Linked DNA regions of Homo sapiens: all the other regions are linked to region 4. A link is an interaction called in ENCODE POLR2A ChIA-PET data of the cell type or tissue named here. Cell type or tissue: MCF 10A. All regions are shown on one strand.

What was found. Peaks named below come from ENCODE experiments on the same cell type or tissue, not always from the same donor. Only the 100,000 strongest peaks of a DNase experiment are listed, where the experiment ranks them.
Region 1: POLR2A ChIA-PET joins it to region 4 with 6 read pairs; 1 of 35 experiments calls an interaction of 5 or more read pairs at or near these places.
Region 2: POLR2A ChIA-PET joins it to region 4 with 5 read pairs; 1 of 35 experiments calls an interaction of 5 or more read pairs at or near these places.
Region 3: POLR2A ChIA-PET joins it to region 4 with 5 read pairs; 1 of 35 experiments calls an interaction of 5 or more read pairs at or near these places.
Region 5: POLR2A ChIA-PET joins it to region 4 with 7 read pairs; 1 of 35 experiments calls an interaction of 5 or more read pairs at or near these places.

Annotation. Positions count from the first base shown.
Region 1 is chr1:245,083,742-245,087,741 of GRCh38, forward strand. DRC8 (dynein regulatory complex subunit 8) reads left to right here. Exons shown (of 8, transcript NM_032328.4): 8 at 3,504-4,000. The coding sequence ends at 3,619. Among named protein-coding and RNA genes, the nearest start is that of KIF26B, 69 kb to the right of the region's middle. RefSeq lists an enhancer at 1,370-2,569. In MCF 10A, no CTCF peak of the experiment used is centred here; DNase peaks (open chromatin) are centred at 1,920 and 2,840.
Region 2 is chr1:245,498,549-245,502,548 of GRCh38, forward strand. The region is part of intron 4 of KIF26B (kinesin family member 26B); the gene reads left to right. Among named protein-coding and RNA genes, the nearest start is that of KIF26B-AS1, 270 kb to the left of the region's middle. In MCF 10A, a CTCF peak has its summit at 2,201; a DNase peak (open chromatin) is centred at 2,153.
Region 3 is chr1:244,020,494-244,024,493 of GRCh38, forward strand. The region is part of intron 6 of LINC02774 (long intergenic non-protein coding RNA 2774); the gene reads left to right. Among named protein-coding and RNA genes, the nearest start is that of ZBTB18, 29 kb to the right of the region's middle. In MCF 10A, no CTCF peak of the experiment used is centred here; a DNase peak (open chromatin) is centred at 2,008.
Region 4 is chr1:245,985,511-245,989,510 of GRCh38, forward strand. The region is part of intron 5 of SMYD3 (SET and MYND domain containing 3); the gene reads right to left. Among named protein-coding and RNA genes, the nearest start is that of SMYD3-AS1, 120 kb to the right of the region's middle. In MCF 10A, no CTCF peak of the experiment used is centred here; DNase peaks (open chromatin) are centred at 991 and 1,531.
Region 5 is chr1:245,786,140-245,790,139 of GRCh38, forward strand. The region is part of intron 10 of SMYD3 (SET and MYND domain containing 3); the gene reads right to left. Among named protein-coding and RNA genes, the nearest start is that of SMYD3-AS1, 320 kb to the right of the region's middle. In MCF 10A, no CTCF peak of the experiment used is centred here; a DNase peak (open chromatin) is centred at 2,302.

The sequences.
Region 1 (4,000 bases), 900 kb before region 4:
GTTAACAGTTATGCGAAAGTTATAGGGGATACTTTAAAATCAGTCATTCTGGTGAAAGTTATTTACTGTTCCTGCTATTTTGGCTTGGGGATGGTTTCTGTTCTGTGGGGGTTAAGAGGACAAAGAGTAGGGAAAGGGGAGATGGGTTGTTGTCTCGTAGAATTTTGTGAAGCACAGTGATTACTTCTATAATTTCAGGCATTGCATTCAGAGCATTTCCAGAATAAAAGATATGCCATCTGGAAAACATGAACTATCGATCACTGTAAATGAAGGCCTCTTCCTAGATTGAAGATTTGAATAAAGAATATAAAAATTCCGCCCCCCCCCCGGCGCCCCGGCTTTTTTTTTTTTGAGACGGATCCGGTCTTGCTCTGTCACCCAGGCTGGAGTGCAGTGGCGCGATCTTAGCTCACTGCAACCTCCGCCTCCTGGGTTCAAGTGATTCTCCTGCCTCAGCCTCCCGAGTAGCTGGGATTACAGGCACAGGCCACTGCGCCCAGCTAATTTTTTGTATTTTTAGTAGAGATGGGTTTCACCATGTTGGCCAGGCTGGTCTCGAACTTCTGACCTCAGGTGATCCACCCATCTTGGCTTCCCACAGTGCTGGTAAAAATTCCCTTTTAAAGAGCTTTTCTGTCAGTGAAGTTACAGATAATGTAGCCTCAATTGAATACTGAGGTCATTTTTAACACTAAAAATGTCCTTTTTTAATGTTAATTGAACCATATATATTTGTTTTGAACATGGCCCATCATACATATATGCATACACACACATAAAACCTGCACACTTATATATATATGCCAACATATTTCCTTTAGGAATTCTCTCTGCTAGGCTGATGTGTAAATTTGTTTACACTGAAGGTCAGTAGCCTGATGGACAGTCTCCTGAAACCATCCTCATATTGGTCCCCTTGCCTTCTCCCATACAAAGCTAGAGCTCTCTGGTTCACAGACTGGGTCCTGAATGACTCAGAGTTGCTAATCACTTGAGGCAGAATGAAAAGCGCAAGTGATTTTGAGTAGGGAAGACTAAGACTGCATCTACACGCACAACTGGTTTGACCATTCCAGCTTCATCCACCTTAAGGCGGAATACAGAGAGTGAGGGTCAGAATGGCAAGGCCGTCACAGCTGCCACCCAAGAACTCTGACGCCATTGTTAAAATTACCTTCGGGATTAATTCTGATGGGGATGTTACGACTTTCAAAGCATCAGCTTCTTCATCCTGAGGATTAGTCTAAAGAAAGTAAATCCTAGGTTATATATCAGGCAACATGAATTTAGTCAAAATGGCCCAAACAGTTAGATTTTCCTACTGTTGTGTGCCTACTATATGTTTAATATTTAGTAAGTGTAGTAAGGTATAATGATACTTAAATCTACTTCCTCTCTCAAGGATATTACAATCTTATTTGGGAAATAAAACTAACATAAAATAATTCACAATACAAGACAATAGAAAGCTAAATATCAGAAGATCAACTAGGGCTGGCCCAGCCTGGAAAACTTGGTTTGGGAAGACTTAAAGAGAAAATAGGTTTTTTGAGATGGTAGAATGTATATGGTTAAATTGTTGAGGGCAAAGGTAAACTCTTGTGCATTATAATTCTGTCACACATGGTAGATATCAACAAATGTTTGTTGAATGAATGAGTGAATGAGTAGATGATGAAGACCAGGTGAAGGGGCTAATGAGAGGGAGACATTATCGATGTGTAAAACAGTCTGAACAAAAATGGGGAGGTAGGAATGAACATGCTATTTCAGAGAGAAAATAAGCCTAGCTGGCCCAGAGGGTAATGTTGGCAAACAGCAGGAAATTAACTTCAGTAGACTTACTGGGACTAAATTGTGGAGTCCCAGGCTCAGGAGTTTGGAATTCATCCTGTGGGCGATGGAGAAGTATTACAGGCTTTTGAGCAGATGACTCACATGGTGTGTGAGTGATTGTGAGAAGGTTTTTCTGGTGCTGGTCGGTTTGTTAGATGCATAAGAAAGAGGTTGGACTAGGGAGGCCACTTAGAAGGTTATTTCAGCATTTTGAGGGCACCCAAATAAGGGCCTGACCTGGCAGTGGGAATGGCAATGGGAAGAAGGGATTGGTACAATAGGACTGTCTGTGGCAGGATCCATGGGTCATGATGAGTAACAGAGTGTAGGCGACAAAGCTGAGAGCTGAATCCAAAGTACCACCAAGGCTTTGCCCTCGATGGCGAGTATGATGGTAATGAGACTGACTCAAACAGAAAGGTCAGAACAGACCGCAGTGTATACAGAGACAGTGCGACCACGTGGTTTACTTGGAGGTGCTGTGTGATAATTTCGAAAATGGTATGTTTACAGAGAGTTCATGGTACTTAAAGATCAACTATTGAGTATCTCAGCGGACTAAGCATAGGACAGGTATGGTCAAATAAGAATACATATGTTTTCAATTATTCACTCAGCAAGTATTATTACAAACCTTCCACATATATGAACCAATATGTTTGGAAGTAATATGTAAGATGTAAATCTATACAAATCTAAGTTACGATTTAATATAACAGACCCATCAGCTAAGTGTAATAGCAGTTGACTAGTTTGGTAAAATAGGAGCTTAAGAATTGCTGCTTTGAGAGTCTCAGAATTCTACAAATTGTTTTTAAGTACATTTATGCTATATAACAATATGGATTCAAGCTACTTGCACATTCATCCTAATATCCACAAAGTATCAAACACACTAGTTTGAGAATATGCATTCCTACAGCCCTGGATGTCATATGATAAAATAAATCACACTGAATCAAGTTCCTACAAGATAGAAGTCCCTAAGTGTCCAGGAATGTGTATTGCATCAGACAGTGTTTAGCAGCCGGGAAGATCTCAGAACAATTTTTTAAACAAACACTTGCATGTTGCTGCTTCTATGCCAGGTACTGTTCTAAGTCCCATTCAAATCATAACACGTTTCATTCTCATGACAACCCTATGTGACAGGTGGTGTCGTTATCACCCCCATTCTAGAGACAGGTAAGCTAAGGTGGGGAGCTGTGAAGTGACTTGCTCAAGATCTCAGAGCTCGTGAGAGGCAGCCAGCATGTGGATCCAAACTTGTGCTTTAACCACTCAGTTATCTTCCTTCCATCTTTCATCAAATACTGGGGCTTCAAGTTAATCCTCTGGTAATTTCAAAAGTTTTAATCTAAATAAATAACCTTGTTCATGATGTCTGTATGTCTTCCTACTGTTTTGCCTGAAATGACGTGTTCTAGAGGTTGCTTGATCTATGACATCTGCAGGCTAAAAGAAGTCCAGAATCTACCAGGGTGTACAATAGCCTTGTCTTTGAACCTCTGGACTGTCGTGATGTCCTGGCTCTACAGCTCCAGGGAGCGTAACTAGTGGCACTGTGGGAGCTTGTGGGGCTCCATGGCTATTAAGCTGGCTAGTGGAAAGAGAAAAAAATCAGATGATCCTAAATGATAAATTTTCCTTTTTGTCTCTCTGAGGTGAGCCTTTTTCTCAAGAGGAAATGGAAGAAATGTTGTCTGCTGCAATTGATCCAGAATCAAATTCAATTAATTACAAGGACTATATAACAATGATGGTGATAGATGAAAATTAAATGTTCTAAAGATAATTTCTGATTGAAAGAACAATTTTAGAAATTGCTTGTTCTTGTTAATTTCACATCTTATCTTAGGATTCCTATATGTGATATTTAATACCTTGTGACATAACTATTTTAAGACACTTTGTTTTTAAAGATGATCGTAACACTTTAAACCAAATTTAGTATGTCTAGCCTTACAGAATGATAAATTACTATTTATTTAAAAACTATTCTTAAAACATTTTAACATTAGAATGGATTGTTGTTTATTTTCTACAATAAAACTCAGGTCACCTTCGAATTAATTAAGCTGACAAAATGAAAATGACTTAATTACCCAAGGTTTGGCATGTAAAGATCTTAAGAGGGGGCAGAACGAACCACTCGAAAACG
Region 2 (4,000 bases), 490 kb before region 4:
ATTTCTTCCAAGCTGTGTCAGAGGGCACTCAATCATGTATACTGAGCTTTCTTCCTGAAAAGATAGTTCAAATCTGTGTGGATTGTCAAGTTTTCTTCCTCTCCATAATATGGTCATTAATATTTCACTTCTTTTAGCCAGGAACTTTCAATAATTCAACATCTGCTCTTCCAGGCTGCCTGCAAGAAAGGCCAGTTTCCACCCACTGCCCTCCTGGGTTTGTCCTTCCAGGTACAGAATCTGAGAGGTACTGGGGAAAAGAGGAGGCAACGAGGCTAGTCTCTCACTCCTCTCTCTTCCCTACCTGTGTTTCTTGGACGGGTTCACATTCTTCTTGCATCAGATAGTAAATGCAGTCAAGGAACTGGTGAGGAAAATGGGAAGTTTTTTTGTGCATGTGTTAGATGGGAAGAGGAAAATTGGCAAGTGTTCTTTAAGAAAAGCAGACACAGTTACATTCATGAGGCAACCGGTTGCCAGACTAGTGTGACTCCTGAAGGAACAACTTGGATTGCCTTTTTTTTTAAAATCAGTTTTTATCTAGACCAAATCTCTTTTATTTCAGTGATGTCAAGCAGCTCATGTTACCTTCGCCCAAAGAGAAAGATGTATGGGAGCTTCAAACTCAGGACAATTCTCAATGTCCTTAGCGTTGACTCATATTAAAAATGTTAAGAGAACACTAGAATAATAGTGATGTGTGTGTGTGTGTGTCTGTGTGTGTTTGTGGTTTCCTTTCCTGGAAACCCTTTCTAGGATTAACCTAGGTTAATCCAACATAATGATAGTCTGAAGAGGTTGAATAAATCAGCCCAGATACGCAGGTGATTTAGCCAAGGCTACATGGTGAGTCTAGGGGCAAAGCCGAATAAGGGTGGAGTCCCTAATTCATAGCTAACCTGCACTGCCATAGTCTATCGGAAGTGAGGTAGAGATTATTATCTGATTTTATTATTCCGGGACACGTAAACTTGGCTGAGGACACACAGCTCGGAACCCTAGCCCATAGATAAATAGACAACTTTATAGAGTATAATTTGAGTAAGCCAAAAAGTTTCCACTTACATATATTCTAGACCTCCACTTTAAAGTAATTTGAGGGGGACAGAGAGGCAAAGTGAGCAGCATTTCTTCAGAAATCACGTTGTCTGGAAATAGCTCAGTAGTGCGCATGGCACTCCGTTAGCCAATTGCTGTCCTGGGCCTGGAGGGCCATAGAGCTGGACAGAGGCCTTGTTTTGTTTGGTTCGGTTTGTGCTTGTGGTATTCAGGCTGGTAGGTCTGATGGCTGGTAAAGTGCTAAAGCAATCATGGGTGCGAGGTACACAGTGGGGAATGTATCAAACGGTCACTTTCCTAAGGGAGACATTCTCCCCCTTCTAGGAATTTGCTGAGGGTTGGGCTGAGTGGAAGCGTTTCCTTCCTGCCTGTTCTCTGACTTCCAATGCGCACTTTGTTTTAGGCTGGATAGCTACACATCATCAATGAGATTGCAGACAGTCCCTGTGCTTGCTAAGAACGGTGGAAGGTTTTAGGACTACTGTGTCTTACATATTCATTGTCTAAGCCCCCAAGTGTACAGCATTCAAAGCTATTCCTTCCAGCTCTGAAATTTCTTTGGGTGAAAGCTGTCGACTTTCCTTAGAGGAAAAAGAAAGCCATTTCATCAGGGCACTGACCTCATTCCTGTAAGCTTGACTGGCTGAGCCCTGGGAGTGACACCTGTCCCAGTCTTTGGCTTTAGCAAGTGATTGATTTGAAGAAATGGTATTGGTCATTTAACCCACAAACTGATTCTGAAATAAGACTCATTTGTAATAAATACATCTCACATTTGAGGACTGAATTCTTCAACACACATTCCAAGTTTTGTCAGTTAGAAAAAATACAGTACTTTGTAAAGTATAAAATCCATAACTCTATATAACCCAAACAATAGGTTGAAAACTGGGTTTGTTGTAAGTAACGTATTAATAACACCTGGTGTAATACCTGTTAACATGCTCGGTGCCTGAAGCAAATTGGCAAGCGTTTCATCTCCTTTTGCCAATAACTTGTCAGAAACTGACTGAGGGTTCCTTCCAAACTCTCAGAAGAACATCCAAGGCCAGGCAGCTTATGTAGCTCTTGAACTTCACCAGGGCGAGGGCTGGGCCCCGGCCAACTAGAGAAGCCACAGCTGAATCAGAGGAGGAATTCCGAAGAGCTGGGCAGGGGCCTCCTGATGGCGAGATGCTGAATGGGATAAGAATGTGATGAATTAATTGATTTGTATCTTACGCAAGAGCTGCAGTGAGGATGGTGAAATTCATTTCCTTCCATAGGTCCTGCCCCTTTCTTTGTAAGTCAGTCAGCAGCATTGCCAGAGCTGCCTAAAATGCCACCTCCATCCCCTGACAATCAAAGAGGAATCTTTTCATGCAGGCTGAGTTCTAATGACGAACTCATTAAAATCAAGACCACTTACTATGCGTATGTGATGTGTTATAAGCACTTTCAGATGCATGATTTTAAACATTCTGGCCATCCTGTGAGGTCAGTACCATATTATCCCCATTTCGTGGACAGAACAGTCGTTTAGAGAACTTCAGTAATTTACTCGAGGCAATCTGGTGTGAAAAGTTTGAGAGAGGACACTGCAACCAGGCCACCTGGGTCCAGATCTTGGCCTTGCCACTTACGAGCTATGTGACCTTGAGAAAAGGTCTTAACTTCTTTGTGTTTCAATGTCCTTATCTGTAGAATAAGGATAATAGTGTTGCGGATGTCACAGAGTCGTAATGAGGGTTAAATAAGTTGATATATAGACAGCTCCGAGAACCTGGCCTGGCATATGGTAAGGACTAGCTACTTATTTGTGGTGGTGATTTGTTTTTACTCTGTGAGAGATTTGAACCCAGTTTAGTTTGATGCTAGGGTCAGAGTTCTTTGTCATCTGTTCTTAAGAAGCCAGTGGAATAAATATCTTCTTTCTCCTACATTTACAAAGAGATGATAATCCTGCTTTAGAAGAGTTATCATGCCTGCAGAGGTATCATAGAGATTAGTTTTTATCCGCAGAGCACTTTTTAATTGGAGGATAATTGCTACACTGGACTAGTGTGGTAGTAGGAATTCATATCAAAATTAGACTTTGTGACTGAAAGTGTAAACAAATGCATTCTTGCTAAGACTAGCCACATATTTAGAGGCATATAGCAGTCTGAAATAATTCTATTCCTTTGTCAACACACAGACGGAGGACCGTTGGGCCTTTTGCTAAATTTGGCTCTGCTGCACTTCCGTCTTTAGAACTAGGCAATTGCTTCATCATGCCTACATTGTGCTACCCTGATATTTTGGTACCTACTGCACTGCCGCACATTCATGGGACGCCAGCTGTACCATCTATATAATAATCTGAGAACTTGGCCATTCACCATCCAAAGTTTTCATACAAACCAATGAAGGCGGCGTGCACTTCAGATGAGCAAACACCAGACCTGTAGTATAGGTGGACAGATAACTAGATTTTGCTTTTCTGATAAAAAAGGAATCTTGTCTGTTGTTTTAGAACTACTTTATATGGACAGTGAGTGCAGCATGATTTCTTCCAACTGGAGATTTAATGGAGACCTGGATCAAACATTACATACTTTGTTACATCTTTTTGAGAATGAGTTGGAGTGAGGGGATGTTATGTTGAAAAAGAAGAGGCAGGCTGGGAAGGGTGGCTCACACCTGTAATCCCAGCACTTTGGGAGGCCGAGGTGGGCAGATCATGAGGTCAAGAGTTTGAGACCAGCCTAACCAACATGGTGAAACCCTGTCTCTACTAAAAATACAAAAATTAGCTGGGTGTATTGGCGCACGCCTGTAATCCCAGCTACTCGGGAGGCTGAGGCAGGAGAATTGCTTGAACCCAGGAGGGGGAGGTTGCAGTGAGCCGAGATCCTGCCACTGCACTCCAACCTGGCAACAGAGCGAGCAAGATTCTGTCTCAAAAAAAAAAAAAAAAAAA
Region 3 (4,000 bases), 2.0 Mb before region 4:
ACTCTTAGTTCCCATGAGAGTGGGTTGTTAAAAAGAGCCTAGCACCAGCTGGATGTGGTGGCTCACGCCTGTAATCCCAGCATTTTGGGAGGCCAAGGCAGGCAGATCACCTGAGGTCAAGAGTTTGAGACAAAATTAGCCGGGCGTGGTGGTGCATGCCTGTAATCCAGTTACTTTGGAGGCTGAGGCAGGAGAATCGCTTGAACCCAGGAGGCGGAGGTTGCAGAGAGCCAAGATCGCACCACTTCACTCCAGCCTGGGTGATGGAGGTCTCAAAAAAAAAAAAAAAAAAAGCCTAGGACCTCCCACTCTCTCTTGCTTCCTCTCTTGCCATACAATCCCTGCACACACTGACTCCTCTTCACCTTCCATCATGAAGCAGCCTAATGCCCTCACCAGATGCAGATTCCCAGTCTTGAACTTTCCAGCCGTCAGAATCATGAGCCAAATCTACCTTTTTTTCTGTATAACGTACTCAGTCTCAGGTATGCCTTTATAGCAACACAAAAGCGACTAAGACACTGAGTGTCCTGTATTTTGTCTGCTAAATCTAACAACCCTACATATAACATTATTGTTTTTATAGCTCAAATAAGTGGCAAAAGTTAGCTCTAAGGAAGAGGAATATCTAGGTTTTTTTTTTTAGTAGTACAGCAATTCTTCATTCTTGTCCCAATGTTTGTGTTTGGCTATTATCAAAGAAACATGATAGGCATATGGCTTGATGATTAAAATGGTAACTGATAACGGGTCTGATATATTGATCTTTTATTTCGTCTCCTAGATATAATGGCTTTGAAACAAAAATATACATGGGCTAACTGCCTTATTTTCTTTTCTGCCTCTTATTTTATTAAAGCATATGTGAAATATCCTTTACTTTGTGCTGGGTCCCCCTCCCCCGATTTTCCTCAAAAGCAGATTTTTAACTATGAAGATGGTGCCCCTGAAACACTATAAGGAAGCCCTGTTTTGATAAAATTAATAACAGTGAAGACAGCCATCTAACAAAACTTTAATTAGGGAATTCTCCTTCCATCTTGGAGTGCCTACAGTGTTGAATGTGATTTAAATACTGCGGGCCCCACTTGCATTCACCAGACAGGCTCCTGCTGGGGACAGTGCTGTGTCATTAAAATGGAGTCCACTGAGAGAGACAATAGTCACACTGTACAGAAGCATGAAAGCCATGGCAAGTATTTTTCAGCCTTATCTCAAGACAGTCATGTAATATGTGCTTACAGATTTGATTGATCTGCTCCATGGGACCTCTCTGCTTCTCCATGAGAGTTTGTGTTTGATTTCTCAGGACAGTGGAGTGTGGTGGTGACAACCTGAGAACCAGGACCCAGGAGGCACAGGGGTCCTCAGGTTCTGTTGCCTGTAGGCCTGGGACTTGAACTTGTCACCAACCCTCATGGAGTGTCAGCTGCCATGGCTGAACAATTGGGAATAATGAATGCACTTGAGGGCAGATGAGAAGGTGCCCTCAAAAGAGCTCTGGGAATAGCACCAAGCTGAAGCATGTGTGCAAAGGGCTCTTCTGTTTTCTGGGGCTCCAGCCTCCCTCAAGGTTGATGGGCCTTCTCCACTCCGCCCCATCCTGCCTGCCCCGCCGGCCCCTCTCCTTGCCTGCTGTGGCACCACTGAGCCACCACTGGAAAATGACCTGACTGTGGTCTTCTTTGACAAACTCAGTAACAAAGATGCCCGCCCAACAGTGGACCTCATGGTCGCTTAAAGAGTTGAGAAGCCACCTCCCCACATCTTCAAGGGGCACAACAGACCTGGGCGTTTTAGTGTAATATTTAATTTATTAGAATGACAAATGTAAAAGCCCAGTTTCCTAGAGCCTTTTTTTTGTTTTTGTTTTGTTTTGTTTTGTTTTTTTGTAGAGACAGAGTTTCGCTATGTTAGCCAGGCTGGTCTCCAACTCCTGGCCTCAGGCAAATTCTCTGTTACCCAGGCTGGAGTGCAGTGGCGCAATCATAGCTTACTGTAACTTCAAACTCCTGGCCTCAAGGGATCCTCCCCCATCAGCCTCTTCCAAAACACTGGGATTGCAGGCATGAGCCACCTCACCCAGCCCTTTGAGTAGTTTTTGACTGGCTTGAGTTGAAAGGACTAAATTCCCCTTAAACTATTAGTGCCATTTATGTTAATTATTAGTTTCCTTTAAGCATTTTAAACTGCAGTGATAAACTTAATACACTTAATTAGCTTTCTAAGCAACTCAAATATCTGATCTGGCTTAAGTTAATAACCCTAACAAACAAAACCTTCCAACGATTTTAAAGTTTTATAAATCTGGTTAAATTGGGAGTTATGAATATTGTGACTCTCAAGTTCTATCAAGTATTCTAATAGTGTTTAAAAGTTAGTAAACTTATAACATTCAGTTTACCACTTAAAAGTCTCAAAATCACACTTATAAAATTGTAGTCGGCAGGTTGTGGAGCACGAAAGAGGTGCAGGGCCAAGGTGACCTGGGTTGTGGGTTGACAGAGACTATGTCTTATGTCTTACAAAGAGCTGGATTGTGTACATAGGACAGTGGGAGGGTGGTGGGGGCGGAGAGAGAGAGGCGGCAGGTAATTCTGTTTTACATGCAAATATCGAGAAGTGTCTAGTAGGCAGCTGGAGATATGGGACTGAAGGTTGAGGTAAAGATTTCATTGTCAGAGAGAGTATAGGGAGAGGAAAGAGCAAAGGTCCAACTGAGCCTAGGACATTGGGAGCCCCACACAGGCTCATGATGGACCCAGAGAGTAAATCAGGGGAACAACACAGCCAGTCCACAGCTCTGGGCCCTGTGCTTTCACCCTTTTGGAGCGGAAAGGCAACCCCGGAGGAGCTGTGGCTGACCTTGCACTTGCCATGATCGTACCGTGTTAGCTGTGATGTCTTTAACTTTGGGGCTCAAGTTTCCCCCTCTGTGGGATTGAGATGATAATAATGGTTTCTACTGTAAGAGAAGAAAAGAAATTGCTATTCAAAGTCCAACTCACTTCTAAGGAAAATGGCTCTGTAAAAACAGAAATTGACTAAGCACAAATAGGCCCGGGATATAGGAGCGGATGCCAGGGAGGGGCTTGTAAAATCAAGAGGAATTTGAACTTTCCTGGGACTATTTGTGGGCATGGTGAGGAAGGGCTCAAGAAGGGAGGCTGGGGTGGAGAGAAGACCAGGCTGGCCACTGAGGCAGCCATGAGCCACGTTTGGCTACTGAGCTCTTGAAATGAGCTCAGTCAGTGTAAAATATACACAGTGTTGAAAGACATTATGAAAAAAGAATGTTAAAACCATCATTCATACTTTTAAATTTTGATTACATGTTGAAATTCAAATTCCCAATATTGGATAAAATAAGGAAGGTTAAAATCAATAAATTAATTTTTAATACCACTACCAGGAAATATTAAATTGCATACGTAGATTGTTTTTCTGTTGGATGGTCTGGGTTACAGTTATTAATAAAAGGAAGAGTCAAATGTGCCCTATAATAGAGTGGGTGATTTTATTTTTAAAGCACTGTGATGTCTAATATTCAATTTGAACTTGTTTTGAGCCATAGCCATGTAAACATCCTCTTTGCCTCCCTCCAGATCTTTGCATAAGTCTATTCCATACTTAATTTGCTCTTTGTGAGTGCATTTTCTGGGAGCAGAAATTAAGTTTCACCTCTGGGTCTCTGGTACAGTCCAGTGACAACACTTGTAGGACGAGGTGATCATGAGAAAGACAGATTTTCTATACCAGGAATTCATAGGTTCCTTGGTGGGGGGTTTAACTTCTGCAGGATGAAGATTTGGAGCTCTGAGCCAAAATCATCTAAGTGTCAAGAGGTAGCAGTGCTCCTGCAGCCATCTGGGTGGCATCGTTTTGTAGGAGTTGTTAAGTTTATAGGTGAGAAGTTTAGAAGGCACCTGGTCTAATCCATAAGAAAGATCAGCGACGACAGGATCCAAGCCCCCATGATGAGTGGGAGGAATTGTCTGCC
Region 4 (4,000 bases):
AAACATGTCCTTACGTCTCAAGCACAATCACAGTTCAGAGGTGGGTCCAATCCACCTCTTAACTGTCTCAAATCTGCTCCCTTATTCCCGTCTCCAAGACTGTTGCTCCAACTTCGGTCAACATCATAATACTTGGTTCTTCCCTTTCTTAACTGCATTTCTAGTCACCTCCTTCTCATATTTTAAGCTCCAATAACACCAAAAACTAGTTAATGATATCTTTGAATGTGGCATGCTCTCTTACAATGGAAAACTTCTATATATTTTATTCCCTCTGCTTGGAAAATTATTAAAATCCCTGCACCAACATGTTCTTTCCAAAACCTTCCCAAATGTTCTTGACTTTGGACTCCTTTCTGGCTCTCATTCCACTTGAAACCTGCCTCCATTACAGCAATTACCTGTTTCCAAGCCTAACACTGCGCCATTCAAAGGTAAATCCTTGAATTCCTAGTGCTGATAATACCTGGCTCAAAATAGGAGCCCTACTAAAAAGTACTTTTATACAACATACATCAGTGATTCTGAACAAGGAAACACACTCCCCTGGCAGTAGAGTAAGCGAGTCTACCAAACATTTTAGGATCGTTTTTAGCGTTTAATTCTCCTCCTACAGAATTTTAGATAACTAACATCACATTTATTTCATCTCAACTTTAACATGTTTCATCTCTTGTTTACTTCATTTCTTCAAGGAACTGAGAGAGGACCCACTGAAATTCAGTTTGGGGATGTTAGGAACCTGTTGGAAGATTTTCTGGAGAAGTTTTCTCATTACAACAGTGTTTCCTTTCTAGTCATTAGAAGAATGAAGGGAGCTGAGGGAAGCAGATACTTGAGAGTTTTACATTTTCTGTACCTCAGTTTGTTCTCTACCATTTCAGTAAAAGACAGCTACTCCCAAATACATTTTTGCTGTATGCAACTGTGCTGTTATTCCTGTAGCTGGTCCAAGTTTTATAGATTACTCACACAGCCCCCTAGTGAGCCCAGCTGCTTTTATACTATTATGATGCCATAAACAAAATTACATAACATTTTAAGGCCAGTAATAAATGCCTGAACTAGCTGACTGGAACATGTAGCATTTGGGCATTTTCATGGTCTTCAGTGACGGTTTTACTGCCCTGAAAAGCCCTCCCTGTACGTTATCAAAGAACAGGAAGTCTCCATGTCTCCACTCTCGGTTGTTCCAGCCTAAAGGTGACCCACCCACGCCCACATGCAAGGCTGGCAAGAACGGGTCATCGTCAAAGAGAATATGCTAAGTGCATTGAAACAGGCTGTGTACAACCTTCATCAAGCTTCAAGTAGTTAAAATCGTGCCTTACAAGTATTTTTAAAGAAAACTGGTATAGGTGGATACAGCAAATAAACATGTATTTGAAAATCCAGAGACAAATATAAGTAAAACTTGATGAACATATTTGCATTTTATGTAAATGTCAATGTACATGTTGTGGAACAACTTGGCTCTCTGCTGGAGAGCATACCTCCTTTTAAATGAGTCACCACTTGCGGATGAATAGGAAAACGCTGACAGATCCATGCGAGATAAAACGGATCACAGCAGTCTTGGAATCAACACACTTTTATGATGAAACCAACTCATATTCATGCCTCCAAACACAGCTTAGGCTTGAAACCAAGTTGCAGAACGTCCAAAAATTCTTGAAGAATCCAGATGTTCCCATAATCAGCCACTGATCAATTTCCCAGGAGAAAAGGACTTAAACAAGGATGGGAAATTCCAAGACGTTTAATACCCAGAGGATATCTGCACCCAGAGAAATGTCACACTCAGACCACAGGAAGCTATAGCTCTGCTGTTGACTGATGTAGTCAGGTGTCTAGAATTTTATGCCAGCCTCTACCCACTACACACCATTACTGTTTTGAGATAAATTAGCAAACACCAAAAATTAGAGGTAAAAAAGATCTAGAAAAAAAACAATTGAAACGAACTAAAGAAGCCAGAGCCAGGGAGGTTTAACAATCATTAGTAACAGGTGATATCCACTGAAACTTTTCCATGTTCTTCCAGCTTCACGCTAAGAACTTCACGTTTTCTTAACTTATTCCTCACAACGATTTTTAATTTAAATTGATTATTCCCACTTTATAAATATGAAAACTAAGACTTAGCAATATTAAGAGATTTACCCAAGGCACACGACTTATCAACAGTGGAGACGGAATCTGAACTCAGTCTTTCTGATTCCAAAGTCCCGGCACTTAAGCACCACACTGGAGCCTGAAGCAAAGGCTCATGGGTGACCCCAGTCTTAAACATCTGAGGGTTTGTAACATGGAAGACAGAACAGCTTCGTTGTATTCTAAAGCAGGAGTCCTCCAAACCTGTTTGTACTGGAGAATCATCTCTGAAACTTAAAAAGAAAAAAGAAAATCCAGTTTCTACGGTCCCACTCACAGACTCTGCTTCAGCTGATCTGGCATGGAGGCCAGAAAACTGTATTTTTATAATGCTCTGCTGGGTTTGAGAATCACCGCTCCATACCTCAGAACTAGAATAAACGCAGAGGAATCACTAGGAGGCAGGTTTGGCTTTACGTTATTAAACAGACAAACCAAACCAAACACACACACACACACACACACACACACACACACCGCCACCCACAAACCAGTCCTAACCACAGGGCTACACAAGCCTCCCCTGCCCAGTCCTAACCAACAGAGCTTCCCAAATGGAGCTGTAGCTGCCTGCTCAAGCGCCACGATATAATGGAGACAACCCAGTCTCTGGAAACAGAGGCTGCCATTTCCAGTTCTGATTCAGCCATTCTCAGGTGTGTAGCTCTGGTCAAGTTATTTTCTCTGAGTCTCAGTTTGCTCAACTGGAAATTATTGGAGAACACTTACCTCAAAGAATTGTTAAGAATTAGAGACAATTAGGTAAAATTCAAAGAACCGTGGCTGATGTGGCTGATGGTGCTCATAAGCAAACGGCACCTGCCCACTTGAAATGTAACCATCTTCTTCTGTAGCTTCTGTAGCGAGCCTCTGCATGTGGACAGCGTGGGCCGCCTCTGCAGCACCCTTCCCCTTATTCCCACCATTGTCCCACCCACTGACATGGCCACGTCCTATTGGCTTCAAGCCCAGATTTTAGCAATGGGCTCTGACTGGCCTAATCCAATCAGCCCACACCTGGCCCCCTTGCCACAGCCATAGGCAGGGACCAGAGCCCAGGCCAATCAGCAGATGGTGTTCCTCTGGCAGAGAACGGTTTGGGAGGAGGCTGAGCATGTGTCCAAAATTGGGCCAATCAGAGTGAACTCAAAGGCTTTTTTTGTCAGTAGGAGGAAAGGGAGTATCTCCTCTTCCAGAATGTATGACACATCAGCCTGAGAGCTGACGCTCAGCAGCCATTCTGCTACCAAGAGCCTTTATCAAACTATGTCTGAAGCCTGGGCTATCTCCATATTTTTGAGATCTGTGAACCAATAAATTCCCCGTATCATATTATTTAAGCCTTGAGGTTGTTTTTCTATGGCCAAGGCTGAACACATTGTAACTTATCCAGAATCCCCTGGCTGGGAGTGGTGAGATGTAACCACTTAGATCATTTCTAACTTCATGATTCCATGACTTCTTAGACTTTATCCAATTAATACCTGTCTTCACATTTATAACACTTCTGACGACTGGTTTCTGCAGCCTGGAACATCCTGTCCCCCTTTCTCTTCTTAAGAAATCCTGCTCACCTTTTAGGACCCAACTGAAATGGGTCCACTGCTGCAAGATCTTTGAAGAGGAGTCAGTTAATCCATCTTCCTGTGCACTCCCCCAGTACTTGACCATTTCCTCTCTTATCCTTAATTTCATTGTGTACTTTTCTCACTCCTATCTTCACCTATGTTTAGGCTGTGTGCACTTTGAAGACAACACCCCCTTCCCTAGGCATTACTTGTTAACAGGCCAACTGTGCAGCAAAGTAGCACAAATCCAGCTTGCTGCACATGTCCAATGCCTAAGA
Region 5 (4,000 bases), 200 kb before region 4:
AAAAACTTACCATGATAACTAGTTGAGAACAAAGCTTTGTAAGGATAAGCACTGAGTTGAGTTGGGGTGTGGACGGGGGGGGGATGGTGGCAACAGAATATTAAGAAGAAAAAGAAGCCTACGGAAACCTGGGTATGATATCAAAACAACAAAGATTATACTACCTAATAAATGTAAGTACAGTAAGTATGGCATCTTTATACACCACAAGCCAAATTCACATCCACTACTTCATTGATTAAAACTGTACAGTTTATCATGTTGCTAACGCAATGTAGAACCCAAAGTTCCAAGAGGCGAGGTGATTTGGCCAAGTCTTCACGGCGTGAAAGGGCTGAGATCGGAACTCAGCCTGTGCTTCCTGAACCCAGCTCTCTCCAGCCATCTCATTGCCTCACTGAACCTCACCTAACAGTCATGTACGTTGTTAACTTCTTAACTGAAATATTTCCAATCAATGCAAGAACCCTAACACACTCTGAGACCACTGAGTACAAACAAGCTGGCAGCCCAGCATCACCCGTCCCACAGCGCCCACCAGGAGTTCACACGTGAAGCCTAATTCATCCCTTAAAAAAAAAAAAAAAGTGTTAGAAAAATGTGAAACCAATGAATCTGCCAGCATGGTTGTTTCACATAGAAAATCTGGAATCCAGCATCTAAATAAACGGTAGAATACTGTTGCTACCAGCTGTGATTCCATTTAAGACACCATTTGTGGAAAATATTTATTATGGTCTTCCATTTTCTCAGCACAAAATCAAAGAAAATTGAGAAATATGAAATTACATTGTCTTCAAAAATCCTGTCATAGAGTAACTCAGCTCTCACAGCTATCCTCTGAAGATGTTATTGATGTTCTACCAAGTTGATGGAGTAATATAATTTGCTAGCAGGAAAAAATGCTGGCAAACAGAATTGTGTTCATTAGAGCGGTATCTTTACAACGCCTTCTTCCACTTTCATTACTTTTCAAGATCACACATCATGTCACAGGGCCGAACCACAGCCTTGCTATGCCCTGGATATTTCAGTATTTTTTTACAGTTGGAAGCAGATTCTTAACGCTTGTGCAAATTACAGCTATTTTTGCTAAAATGGGCTCATTTATGCTGCTGGGGAAAAGAAGCCTCTCTGTCTCCCTCTCTCTGAAGGTCTATGAGGCAGCTCTTTACATGTAGCTCCCATTACTTCAGGCTCGTAAGTTCCCGCGGGGGCAGTCTCTTCCATAACCAATCATCAGACCTAGCGCTGGACCAGTTCACATCCACACTGTGAAGTAAGCATCGTTTGTCTTTACTCCCTTTCCATCCCTCTTAGTTCTGACAAGTTTTCTCTTTCACTTGGGCTGAAGGACTCACCAACGGCCTTCTTAGTGTGGCCTCACAAATGCTGCCTTCTCCAGAGCAGCTTTCTCCAGAAGTTCCCTCTTTACCCAGTCAAAACTTCCAAGCCTCCTTTAGAAAAGTCTGATCCCATCAGGGTGTTAAAAAAAAAAAAAGGCAACCTTATTAGATGAAATTACAGGTGTTAATGATTAATAATTTCATAGATGAGTTTAGATTTTGAGGGAGAAATTCTTATCAACTCAAAACAATTTTTAATAGGTAAAATTTGAAACAACACAACTACGTGCTGCATTTTCATCCGTGGGAAGGAAAAGGATTTTTGGGCACAAGCGACTCCCAGATTCCTCAAAAGCAAACCACGGAGAGTTGAGCTTCATGTGTGTGGTAGAGGTTCAAGCACGGTATAGGGAGTCGACTTTCGAACTGGGCATTGTACTGGTCACATGCTCAACCTTGCTGCTGAAGTGTCCTTTAAATCACTTAGTCCTGGGAAGCAAATGCAAGATGCATGGATGGGACCTGACCAGATTAGCACAGGGAACAGGGCAAGGAGAATGGTGAGCAGATTAACACAGGGAACAGCGCAAGGAGAATGGAGTCTAGATTAGCACAGGGAACAGGGCAAGGAGAATGGAGTCCAGATTAACACAGGGAACAGGGCAAGGGGAATGGTGACCAGACTAGCACAGGGAACAGGGCAAGGAGAATGGTGACCAGATTAACACAGGGAACAGGGCAAGGAGAATGGAGTCCAGATTAGCACAGGGAACAGGGCAAGAAGAATGGTGACCAGATTAGCACAGGGAACAGGGCGAGGAGAATGGTGTCCAGGGCACCTATGAAGCATTGCTTCTACTTTCTGAGCTGCTGGAATAGACTACAAGCTTTGTGGTCTGCATTCCTCTACTTCTACTAAGCGTTCACATGACTCGGGAGGCCAGATGTTATTCCTGGCTCATGCCTACTAGGTTAAAGGAGTGGGGGATGCTTTACTTCCAATTATTGAAATGAATCACAGACTGTTTAGAGCCAGAAGGAAGCAGAGATCACCTGCTTCAACCCTGTCACCTTAAAGATGATGAAATAGCCTAGAAAAGTTGCCCTAGGCCCACTCAGGCCATGCAGCAAGCTCTAAGCCCCTCAGCTCTATCAAGTTGGGTACACAAAAGGTGCTTAATAAGTGTTGGCTAGCCTAGTGGCTGGATTCCTGAGGTCTGCTTCCTAGTTCCATGCTCCTTTCATTATAACTCCCTCCCATGCCCACCATCCCCACTCCCACATTCTTCGTTCCAGTCTCTGGTGGAAAACAATCACAGACCATGCCAGAGTCCAGAATAAGACCCCAAAGTGAGTTAGGGGACGGTCCACTTACTCAGTTACTTATGACTCTAATTATGTGCCAAGTGGTGCCAGTGTGCCACTGCTAATTATTACTACACAGGCTTCAGAAACTGGGCCAATTCTTTCTTCCTTCCAGGAGGAGGTTTGGACTAGGGGACCGAGAAGGTGGCTCTCAGGAAAGCATTCCGAAAGTTTCTCTATCACGGAGTATCCTTTGAAGGTGAAGTCAAGAACTCCTCTTGGAACACGGCACCAGGAGCTTTTGGAGTCCCGGATGCTTGCGGATGACTCCCCTTAATGAAATGTAGGTATGACAAGGTGTACGTGGCACTAGGTTCAGACCATGATAATGTGCCATTTCGGGGACCTGAATTCCTATTATGATGTAAGTCCTTTCAGAGAGACTTTCATAGGCAGCTCCCTAATGAGGCAAAGGTCTCCGTAGCTCCTCACGTATAAATGGAAAGTTGTTGCACAGAGGAACAGGGCCCTTTCTAACCAAGCTAGCAGGGACAGGAATGGCACTAGAACCCAGTATATTTCTGCACAGACTCAGGATTTTTAATAGTCTGCAATACGGCAAGCTGTAAGCAAGGAAATATTCCAATAAAAAAATAAAATACAGACTAAGAAGAAAGCCACAGTCAATATTTGATTATAGAATTCAATGAATGATTGGGGTAATATAAACAGGGGATGACCCCCAAATTCTTGATGTTGGCCTGAAAGTATTGTTTTTATTTATATTTAAGTACAATTGTGTGGTCTGTATTCTGGAAATTTCCTTGAAACTAAATATTGGTGCCAAATGAAGTCCACAGAGAATTTTATAAGCTCTATATTTTACCTATTTCCACCATTTTCCAATTCTCCTCAACACGAATAGCTGACTTCTTTCACTGCTCCCAAAACATTGTTGGGACAAAGATGGTCTATGGGTTAATGGATTTCCCTGCTCAGGCTTTGTACTTTCTAGCTGGCAATTATAGCTCCTTACATACTATTGATTAAAGAAAAATTCCATCTCTGGTGTTGCATCCACCTTTGGAAAAGTGAAACTAGAATTCATTGACCAGTTTGTTCATTTATTTGTTCATTCATTCATTCATGCATTCACATTACAGATTCCACATTTACTGAGCACCCATTATGGGCCAGACACTACAGGGATAAGCTGGGAAATAAGGGAGACCACGGTTCCTGTCCTCATGGATCTTACATCACTGTGGAAGGGCCAGATACTGGAAAGTATTAACAAGTCTGGTGAGTACTGGGCAGGCTTCAAAAGGGACCTACAGTAGTCAGAGCTG